Regions from separate parts of the Homo sapiens genome. Here region 2 is linked to region 1. Evidence: chromatin loops called from intact Hi-C (ENCODE). Cell type or tissue: breast epithelium. All regions are shown on one strand. Each heading gives the region's core, and the rest is flanking DNA. Links, peaks and the distances in the headings are about the cores only.

What was found. Peaks named below come from ENCODE experiments on the same cell type or tissue, not always from the same donor. Only the 100,000 strongest peaks of a DNase experiment are listed, where the experiment ranks them.
Region 2: it touches region 1 in a loop (2.3-fold over the local background); 2 of 110 quality-filtered maps call a loop at or near these places.

The regions. Positions count from the first base shown.
Region 1 is chr12:52,842,791-52,847,173 of GRCh38, reverse strand. It overlaps KRT78 (keratin 78), which reads left to right. Exons shown (of 9, transcript NM_173352.4): 3 at 350-410; 4 at 882-977; 5 at 2,451-2,615; 6 at 2,956-3,081. Among named protein-coding and RNA genes, the nearest start is that of KRT78, 4.0 kb to the left of the region's middle. In breast epithelium, for the core only: no CTCF peak of the experiment used is centred there; no DNase peak of the experiment used is centred there.
Region 2 is chr12:52,793,086-52,797,468 of GRCh38, reverse strand. KRT3 (keratin 3) reads left to right here and starts at 1,352. Exons shown (of 9, transcript NM_057088.3): 1 at 1,352-2,071; 2 at 3,138-3,358; 3 at 4,246-4,306. The coding sequence starts at 1,427. In breast epithelium, for the core only: no CTCF peak of the experiment used is centred there; no DNase peak of the experiment used is centred there.

The DNA.
Region 1 (4,383 bases), core at 254-4,253:
TTTGTCTACCTAGTCATCTGTGGGGTCTTGGTCAAATCATCTAATCTCTCTGATAAAACCCAAACTGCCTACCTCAAGTGATGGGTGTGAGTAGCAAGTGGGAAAAGGTATTCGAATGTGCCTTATAAACTGAAACAATGTGGCTGTCGTCATCAAAAGGACATGGGCTGAAAGGGTGGCACAGGTACATAGCTAGGACGTGGCAGGAAAGGAGAGAAGGGCTGGTTATTGTCTTGTTTGGGGGCATTCTAAGGCAAGGAGTCCTTTTCAGGGAGGTCATGCTCGGACATGGGGGCATGAGCTCTGACCGTGGAGCCTCAAACTGCATCCTTCTCTACTTATTTGGCAGGTATGAGGAGGAGGCCCACAGGCGTGCCACACTTGAGAACGACTTTGTGGTCCTCAAGAAGGTGAGGGTGGGGGCCAGTGCTCCACTTACGTTCTGAGCATCCACTGTGCACGGAGCCTAGTCCTAGGCTGGGAGGGAAAAGGTGGGAGGTCCTGATTTAGGACAGGCTATCACTCTACCTGCAGGGGTCCCCTGGGAAAATGGGACATCTGCCTAGACACAGGGGCCCCAAGGCAAGATCTGACTAAAGGACTGCTTGACGAGCTCTTGATGTCACTGCAGGAGAGGGCGGGGAGGGAGAGGAAGAAGCAGAACTGGTTGTGATTAATCAGGGAAGACTTCCTGAAGGTGATGTTGGGTCAATGTTGGGCAAAGGAGAGAGCAGGACAGAGTGGGGCTGGAGGAGGAAGGAGGGGGTCTTGGGAGGCATGGTGGATGGGTGTTGAGCAGTGCATGAACAGAATTCCTGAGCCAGAGTAGGGACCCCAAAGAGGAAGAGGGGGTTACGTGTTCTCTCTCCCCTTGTCTCCAGGATGTGGATGGGGTTTTCCTGAGCAAGATGGAGTTGGAGGGCAAGCTGGAGGCTCTGAGAGAGTACCTCTACTTCTTGAAGCATCTGAATGAAGAAGTGAGGCTCAACCAAAGGGCAGGCTGCAGCCAAGAGAGAGGACTGGGTGGGCAGGCTTCCTGTGGCCATGAGGAGAATGGCCAAGAGGGGAAGTCTGTTAGGGTGGCTTAGATTCTGGGTCATTCAGTCACTTGACAACCAATTACTGAAAACTTACTATGTGAATTGCTAGGTCCTGGGGATACATCAATGAATAACCAGAAAAAAATCACTACAGATAAAAAAATTGCTTTTTTTTTTTTTTGAGATGGAATCTTGCTCAGTTGCCCAGGCTGGAGTGCAGTGGTGCAATCTCAGCTCACTGCAACCTCTGCCTCCCGGCTTCAAGCAATTCTCTGCCTCAGCTTCCCAAGTAGGTGGGATTACAGGCACCCGCCACTGCGGTCAGCTAATTTTTGTATTTTTAGTAGAGATGGGGTTTCACCATCTTAGCTAGGCTGGTCTTGAACTCCTGACCTCATGATCCACCCGCCTCGGCCTCCCAAAGTGCTGGGATTACAGGCATGAGCCACCACGCCCGACTAAGTTTGCTTTCTATTGGGAGACAGACAATAAGCAACAGACTTAGTAAATAAGGAAATCATATAGTATGGAAGAAGGTGATAAACGCAATGGAAAAAAGGAAAATGAGAACAGAGAAAGGAGGATTGGGAACATGGAGCAGGTGCCAACTTCAAATCATGTGGCCAGGGTAGGCCTTATTTAGGAGATAAAATCTGAGCAAAGATTTGGAGGAGGTGAGGAAGGTCACCACGCAGGTGGGTTTCTGGGATTCCAGGCAGTGGCTGCAGCCCACAGCGGGAGTGTGCTGTCTGAGGAAATGCAGGAAGGTCGGTGTGGCCAGAGTAGTAGGAGCGAGAGGGAGAGGAGTATGATAAGAGGTCTGAAGATGGCTGGGCACGGTGGCTCATGCCTATAATCCCAGCACTTTGGGAGGCTGAGGCAGGTGGATCACCTGAGGTCAGGAGTTCGAGACCAGCCTAGTGAAACGCTGTCGCTACAAAAACACAAAAATTAGCCAGGCTTGGTGGCAGGTGCTTGTAATCCCAGCTACTAGGGAGGCTGAGGGAGAAGAATGGCTTGAACCTGGAAGGCAGAGGTTACAGTGAGCCGAGATCACACCACTGCACTCCAGCCTGGGCAACAGAGTAAGACTCCATCTTAAAAAAAAAAAAGAAGAAGAAGAAAAAAAAAAGAGGCCTGAGGAGTGATGGGGGCTGGGTGATTTTGGGCCTTGCAGGCCATTTTCCATTAATGTCCAAGCTGCAAGAGACTTCAGAGACCACCTCCTATGGCTCTCATTTTTGAATGAGGAGATCGAGTCCCATGGTGAGCAGGGCATACTCAAAGCCACCTGGGATGAATGGGGGTCATGGCATGTAAGCAGAAATTCATCATCCTGCTCAACCATCCTAGGCTTCAAGGGGAGAAGGAGCTGGGGGTGAGTGGACACTGAGTCTGTCTTCCCTGCAGGAGCTGGGCCAGCTCCAGACCCAGGCCAGCGACACGTCTGTGGTGCTGTCCATGGACAACAACCGCTACCTGGACTTCAGCAGCATCATCACTGAGGTCCGCGCCCGGTACGAGGAGATCGCCCGGAGCAGCAAGGCTGAGGCTGAGGCCTTGTACCAGACCAAGGTGGTGGGACCTGGGGGGCAGCACCATGCTGGAAATGGCTAGGTCTCCATGCCCAAACTCTAGGGTGGTCATCCACCTCGATCCCATTGGGGCAGTTCCAGTTACCTCCCTGAAGGTCTGGGGCTGGGTGGGCAGGGCCATTTCCCCTCCAGGAGGGAGGCGATGCAGAGGAACCGTGGGAGATAAGCTTGGACTTCTGGAAGTATATCCCACTGTGTCCTGGCTCAGGCGTTTAACCCACACTCCAAATAAGGAGTGAGAGGTGGCTTTTCAAACATGAGGAGATGGTCAAAGGTGGCAGTCCTCTCAACTAATGGTGTCCCCTCTGTTCCCCTCTCAGTACCAGGAACTTCAGGTGTCTGCCCAGCTTCATGGGGACAGGATGCAGGAAACGAAAGTCCAGATCTCTCAGCTACACCAAGAGATTCAGAGGCTGCAGAGTCAGACTGAGAACCTCAAGAAGCAGGTAGATTCCCAGAGACCCCCAAATGTCCTCTCATTGCCTTTGTGCCTTCAACTCACTTCCCAGTTCCTAGCTTCTCTCTCCAGTTGGGTTGCCAGTGGTTTTGTGTCGAGGACCTTGATAACTGGCTGGAGCTTTGGATAATTTGGGGAGAAGAGAACTTCAAGCCCCATCTAGGGTGAATTCAGCCTTCCTGCTGTGACTTCTAGCCACATGTTGGCTTTCGTGGGATAGTGCCACTGGATCGCACTCCCCTGGCATCGGGGAGGGGGCTGACAGCATTGTAGCCTATGTCCAGGTGTACATCTTGCTTTCAGCCCCTTGGGGAGATGGTTAATTCATCTGTTTTCTCTTTTCTTATCTTTTCCTTTTCTTTTCTTTTTCTTTTTCTTTTTTTTTTTTTTTTTGAGACAGAGTCTTACTCCACTGCCCAGGTTGGAGTTCAGTGGCGTGATCTTGGCTTACTGCAACCTCTGCCTCCGGGTTCAAGGGATTCTCCTGCCTCAGCCTCTTGAGTAGCTGGAATTACAGGCATGTGCCACCATGCTTGGCTAATTTTTGCATTTTCAGTAGGGACGGGGTTTCACCATGTTGGCCAGGCTGGTCTCAAACTCCTGACCTCAAGTGATCTGCCCGCCTTGGCCTCCCAAAGTGGTAGGATTACAGGTGTGAGCCACTGCACCCAGCCTCATTTCTTTTCTTTTTCTTTCTCTCTCTCTCTCTTTTTTTTGAGACAGAGTCTTACTCCACTGCCCAGGCTGGAGTACAGTGGCGTGATCTTGGCTCACTACAACCTCTGCCTCCGGGTTCAAGGGATTCTCCTGCCTCAGCCTACTGAGTAGCTGGAATTACAGGCACTCACCACCATGCTTGGCTAATTTTTGCATTTTTAATAGAGATGGGATTTCACCATGTTGGCCAGGCTGGTCTCAAACTCCTGACCTCAAGTGATCTGCCCGCCTCGGCCTCCCAAAGTGGTGGGATTACAGTCGTGAGCCACTGCACCCAGCTTCATCTCTTTTCTTTCTTTCTTTCTTCCTTCCTCCCTTCCCTCCCTCCCTCCCTCCCTCCCTCCCTCCCTCCCTCCTTCCTTCCTTCCTTCCTTCCTTCCTTCCTTCCTTCCTTCCTTCCTTCCTCTCTCTCTCTCTCTCTCTCTCTTTCTTTCTTTCCTTTCTTTCTTTCATGGAGTTTCACTGTTGTCAGCCCGGACTGGAGTGCAATGGCGTGATCTCGGCTTAATGCAACCTCCACCTCCCAGGTTCCAGCAATTCTGCCTCAGCCTCCCGAGTAGCTGAGATTACAGGT
Region 2 (4,383 bases), core at 166-4,165, 50 kb after region 1:
TGCACTTGGGCCACTCCCAGCCCTACCCAGTGGGTGTTGAAGAAGTCTCTATCCTTTCCCCCAATTCTAAGGAGGCTCCTGCCAGGGCCATACAGACCACACCCTTAGAAGGGCCCAATGTGCAGCAGACAGAACAAAAAAGGCCTGTCCTGGAGAGATAAGCAGCTAACTTGGCCAGCTCCAGAGTGTGCAGGATGGCTTTCTTTTGGACAAACCAAGCCCAGTCATAAGCCTCTGAACAACCCCAGACAGGGAGAGTTTCAGGCTTTCGGAGTCAGACATATTCCATAGTGCTGCCGGCTCTGCCAGATCTGGCTTTCTGGGGTTTGTGAGGGGGCATGGGCGACTCTCAGGAGCACATCTCTCAAACAGAAAATGGTCCCACAGGGGCCCTGTGTGTCTTGTCCATGACTGGGTCTCCAGAGTTTTGCAAAGGGCCTGGCACACATTTGGCAGTCTGTAAATATTTGCTGAATTTGTTGTTGACTTGACATTTGAATTTCTTGTTCCCTAGGCCTTAAGCTAAAACCAGAGAAAGGCCAAAATGTGGGGAGCAAGAAAGGAAGCCATAGATAAACCCCAAGATGTGTAATAGTGTATAATTTCTCTGGGAAGTTTTAAAGAGAAACAAACATTAGGCATGTTGGATTTTGCCAGTGTCTGCTCAACATACATAGGTGTTAACTTGACTTTTTCTCCAAAGATAGTCATAAACCAAAAGGTCACTACCTCCTGAACTAAAGCTTGGGGTACAGGGAGAACCCAGGAGGCAGATTTGTGATAGTTCTGGGCTTTTTTCCAAGAAGGGAGAAGGAGAGGTCAGCGCTTCATCCCAAAGGCCAGCGTAGAGCTGGGCACATACTGTGCACTCAGTCATTGTGGAGAGACCTGCATCACTCCTTCCATTAAGATACTTTCCCAGAGCTGTGAGTGGGCTCCACTGTCTCCACTACTCAGAGAAGCAGAACCTCCCCACACCTCCTCCACTCTATCCTCTCCAGAGCTGGGCACCGCTCTGCAGGGCCCAGGTGCAGCTAATAGGCAGAGGGATGGCTGCTGAGCACCTGATGCAGGTGAGCGTGCCTCCTGGGTCCTGTCAGACAGAGCTAGGAGGAGGCCATGCCCAAACATGGGGCAACACCAGGCACCACCCCCTCACCAGGTAAGCCTGCCACCTTAGCACTTTTACCATTTCAGCTTATTTTCAAGGTGTGTTTGGTAGCCTGGAACAAACTTATTGCCTTGGAGGCAAACCCAGCCCATGAATATTTGGGATTAATTATCTCTCCTTCGTTTGAGCCCAACAACCTCCTCAAATGTATATAAAGGGATTTATTTTGCACAGGTCTTCATTTCCCATCCCTCTTCCTCTGACTCTCAGTGTCCCTGCTTAACTTACACTCTTCTCTTCGCCAAGCTCCTTACCATGAGCAGACAAGCCAGCAAGACATCTGGTGGCGGGAGCCAGGGTTTCTCCGGCCGCTCTGCTGTGGTCTCCGGCAGCAGCAGGATGAGCTGTGTGGCCCACTCTGGGGGAGCTGGCGGAGGGGCCTATGGCTTCCGGAGCGGAGCAGGTGGCTTTGGCAGTCGCAGCCTCTACAACCTGGGCGGCAACAAGAGCATCTCCATCAGCGTGGCAGCTGGCGGCTCCCGGGCTGGAGGCTTTGGGGGAGGGCGGAGCAGCTGTGCCTTTGCAGGTGGCTATGGAGGTGGCTTTGGGAGCGGCTATGGAGGTGGCTTTGGTGGTGGCTTTGGTGGTGGCAGAGGAATGGGAGGTGGCTTTGGTGGAGCTGGTGGCTTTGGAGGGGCTGGTGGCTTTGGAGGGGCTGGTGGCTTTGGTGGTCCTGGTGGCTTTGGTGGGTCTGGTGGCTTTGGTGGGCCTGGCAGCTTGGGCAGTCCTGGTGGCTTTGGCCCTGGGGGCTTTCCTGGGGGAATTCAGGAAGTGACTATCAACCAGAGTCTCCTGCAGCCCCTCAATGTGGAGATCGACCCCCAGATTGGGCAAGTAAAGGCCCAGGAGCGGGAACAGATCAAGACCCTCAACAACAAGTTTGCCTCCTTCATTGACAAGGTAATGAAGCTTTGACTGGTCATCCCTTCCTGGGCTGGGGACTTTGAATTTGACCTTTGGGACACAGTGTTTAAATGTTTCTTGGATAGGCCAGACTGGAGGGTGAGGAGTTAGGTGGAACTCTAGGGTCTGGGAAGATATCCAGGGTTGAGGAGTTTGTCTACATGGTCAAGTGAGGGGAGGTGTAGAAAGAAAACAGTCCCCTATTTGGACCTGAGCACCACACATCCTGTTTGTGGGAACCCCTGCTGAAGTTTCCAGTCATTGCCTCATTGAGGCCCAGGCTGGCAGGGCAGGCAGCCCAAGGCAAGGGCCACAGCCACCATCAGCGAAGGGTCCACCAAGAATGGGAGGCTTTTCAAATACAAGCTGCCCTCTGAGGCTTTCCAGGAAGCCCTTTCCCCCTCATATTGCTGTGCCAGGCAGAGGAGGCTGATTACCTGGAGCAGGGATTAAGAGCATAAGAACCTTAGTTAGTCCCAAGGGAGCGCAGAGAAATGAGTGACTTTGCACTCCTACTCAGCCTAGTCAGGAAGACAAGAGTGCTCGGTGAGCTTCTCCAGACCAGGACAGTTCTCATGGGGCTGCCTCCCCTCCAGGCCCAAGAGAGGTGTTGTCATGCTAACTGTGGCATGCCAGCCAGTGTTGCTTCCCAGCTTCCCAGCATCACTTCACTGTTTTTGAAGAGCTAGCATGTCAGTAGAGTCGTGGGTGGAAATGGTGCTGCTGAGGTTTATGTGCATTTTTGTAGAGTGTACTGTGGTTTTGGAAGTTAAGATAGGGTCATGAAGTTCCCAGGAACAACAAGCAATAATTCTATTGCTTTCAGGTAGGAGCTACTTCCCCTTCCTTTGTAACTTTCCAAACCACGCTGCAAGTGTAGTGTCCTGACTCATCACCCATCTGATCATAATCTCTCTGACTACAGTAGGAGCCTATCTTTGCATCTTTTCTAGGCCTTTGTGCTGGGGGCCCAGGAGATAGACACCTAGTCCTACCTGAGTGAAGGCCCCTCTGCTCCTCTGCTACAAGTGTTGCCTGATGTTGCTTCCTGCAACCATTGCAGGTGCGGTTCCTGGAGCAACAGAACAAAGTCCTGGAGACCAAGTGGAACCTGCTCCAGCAGCAGGGCACAAGTTCCATCTCAGGCACAAACAACCTTGAGCCTCTTTTTGAGAATCACATCAACTACCTGCGGAGCTACCTGGACAACATCCTCGGGGAGAGAGGGCGCCTGGACTCTGAGCTGAAGAACATGGAGGACCTGGTGGAAGACTTCAAGAAGAAGTGAGTGACAGGGCAGGAGTGGGAAGATGCCATGGCCCACCCTGTCTCAGAGTCTTGGCCCCTTCTACATGCCCCCTGACTGCTGGGCAGTGGCGTCTCCTGGCCCATTTCCCTCTCCTTACCTTCATGAAGGACAGCTTGGTTCATTCAGTTCCCCCTCACCTTCCTTCTCCAAGCATGGTGCTTTGCAAATAAAATTGTGGCAAGAGGATGAGTTTAGGCTGGGCTTGGTGGCTCATGCCTGTAATCCCAGCACTTTGGGAGGCCGAGGTGGACAGATCATTTGAGGTCAGGAGTTCAAGACCAGCCTGGCCAACATGGCGAAATATCATCTCTACTAAAAATACAAAAATTAGCTGGGTGTGGTGGCACACACCTGTAATCCAAGATAGTCGGGTGGCTGAGGAAACAGAATTTCTTGAACCCTGGAAATGGAGGTTGCAGTGAGTCAAGATTGTACCACTGCACTCCAGCCTCGGTGACAGAGCGAGACTATGTCTAAAAAAAAAACAAAAACAAAAAACGGATGAGTTTAGAGTTGGGGAAGCATTTCCTCATGAGCCAGGTTGGGGAAGATCCTGGTTCTGGCATGTGAAAGATTCTGGGACAACTCATGGTATGGTGATCAACCATCCAGAGGTTTGCCTGGGACTGAGGGGTTTCCTGGGATGCAGAAATTTTAGTGCTAAAACCAGACAGTTTGCCTGGGCAAATTGACTTGGTTGGTCCCCCAACTAACAGGGAGATAGTAAAGAGGATGTGCTCATCTGAGAGGGGCAGGATAGGGATGGAGGGAGGGAAGAGATGAACTTTCAGAGTTCCAGGGAACAATGGTGTTTACGATGACCTCAAAACCAAACTCAGCTGTTTCTTTTTTATTCACACAGATATGAGGATGAAATCAATAAACGTACAGCTGCTGAGAATGAATTTGTGACTCTGAAGAAGGTAAGGGCTGTGTGTGAGGTTTCTGAGGCTTGCAGCTGCAGGTTTCTGGCTGGGTTGGGGGAATCTCCTCACTCCAC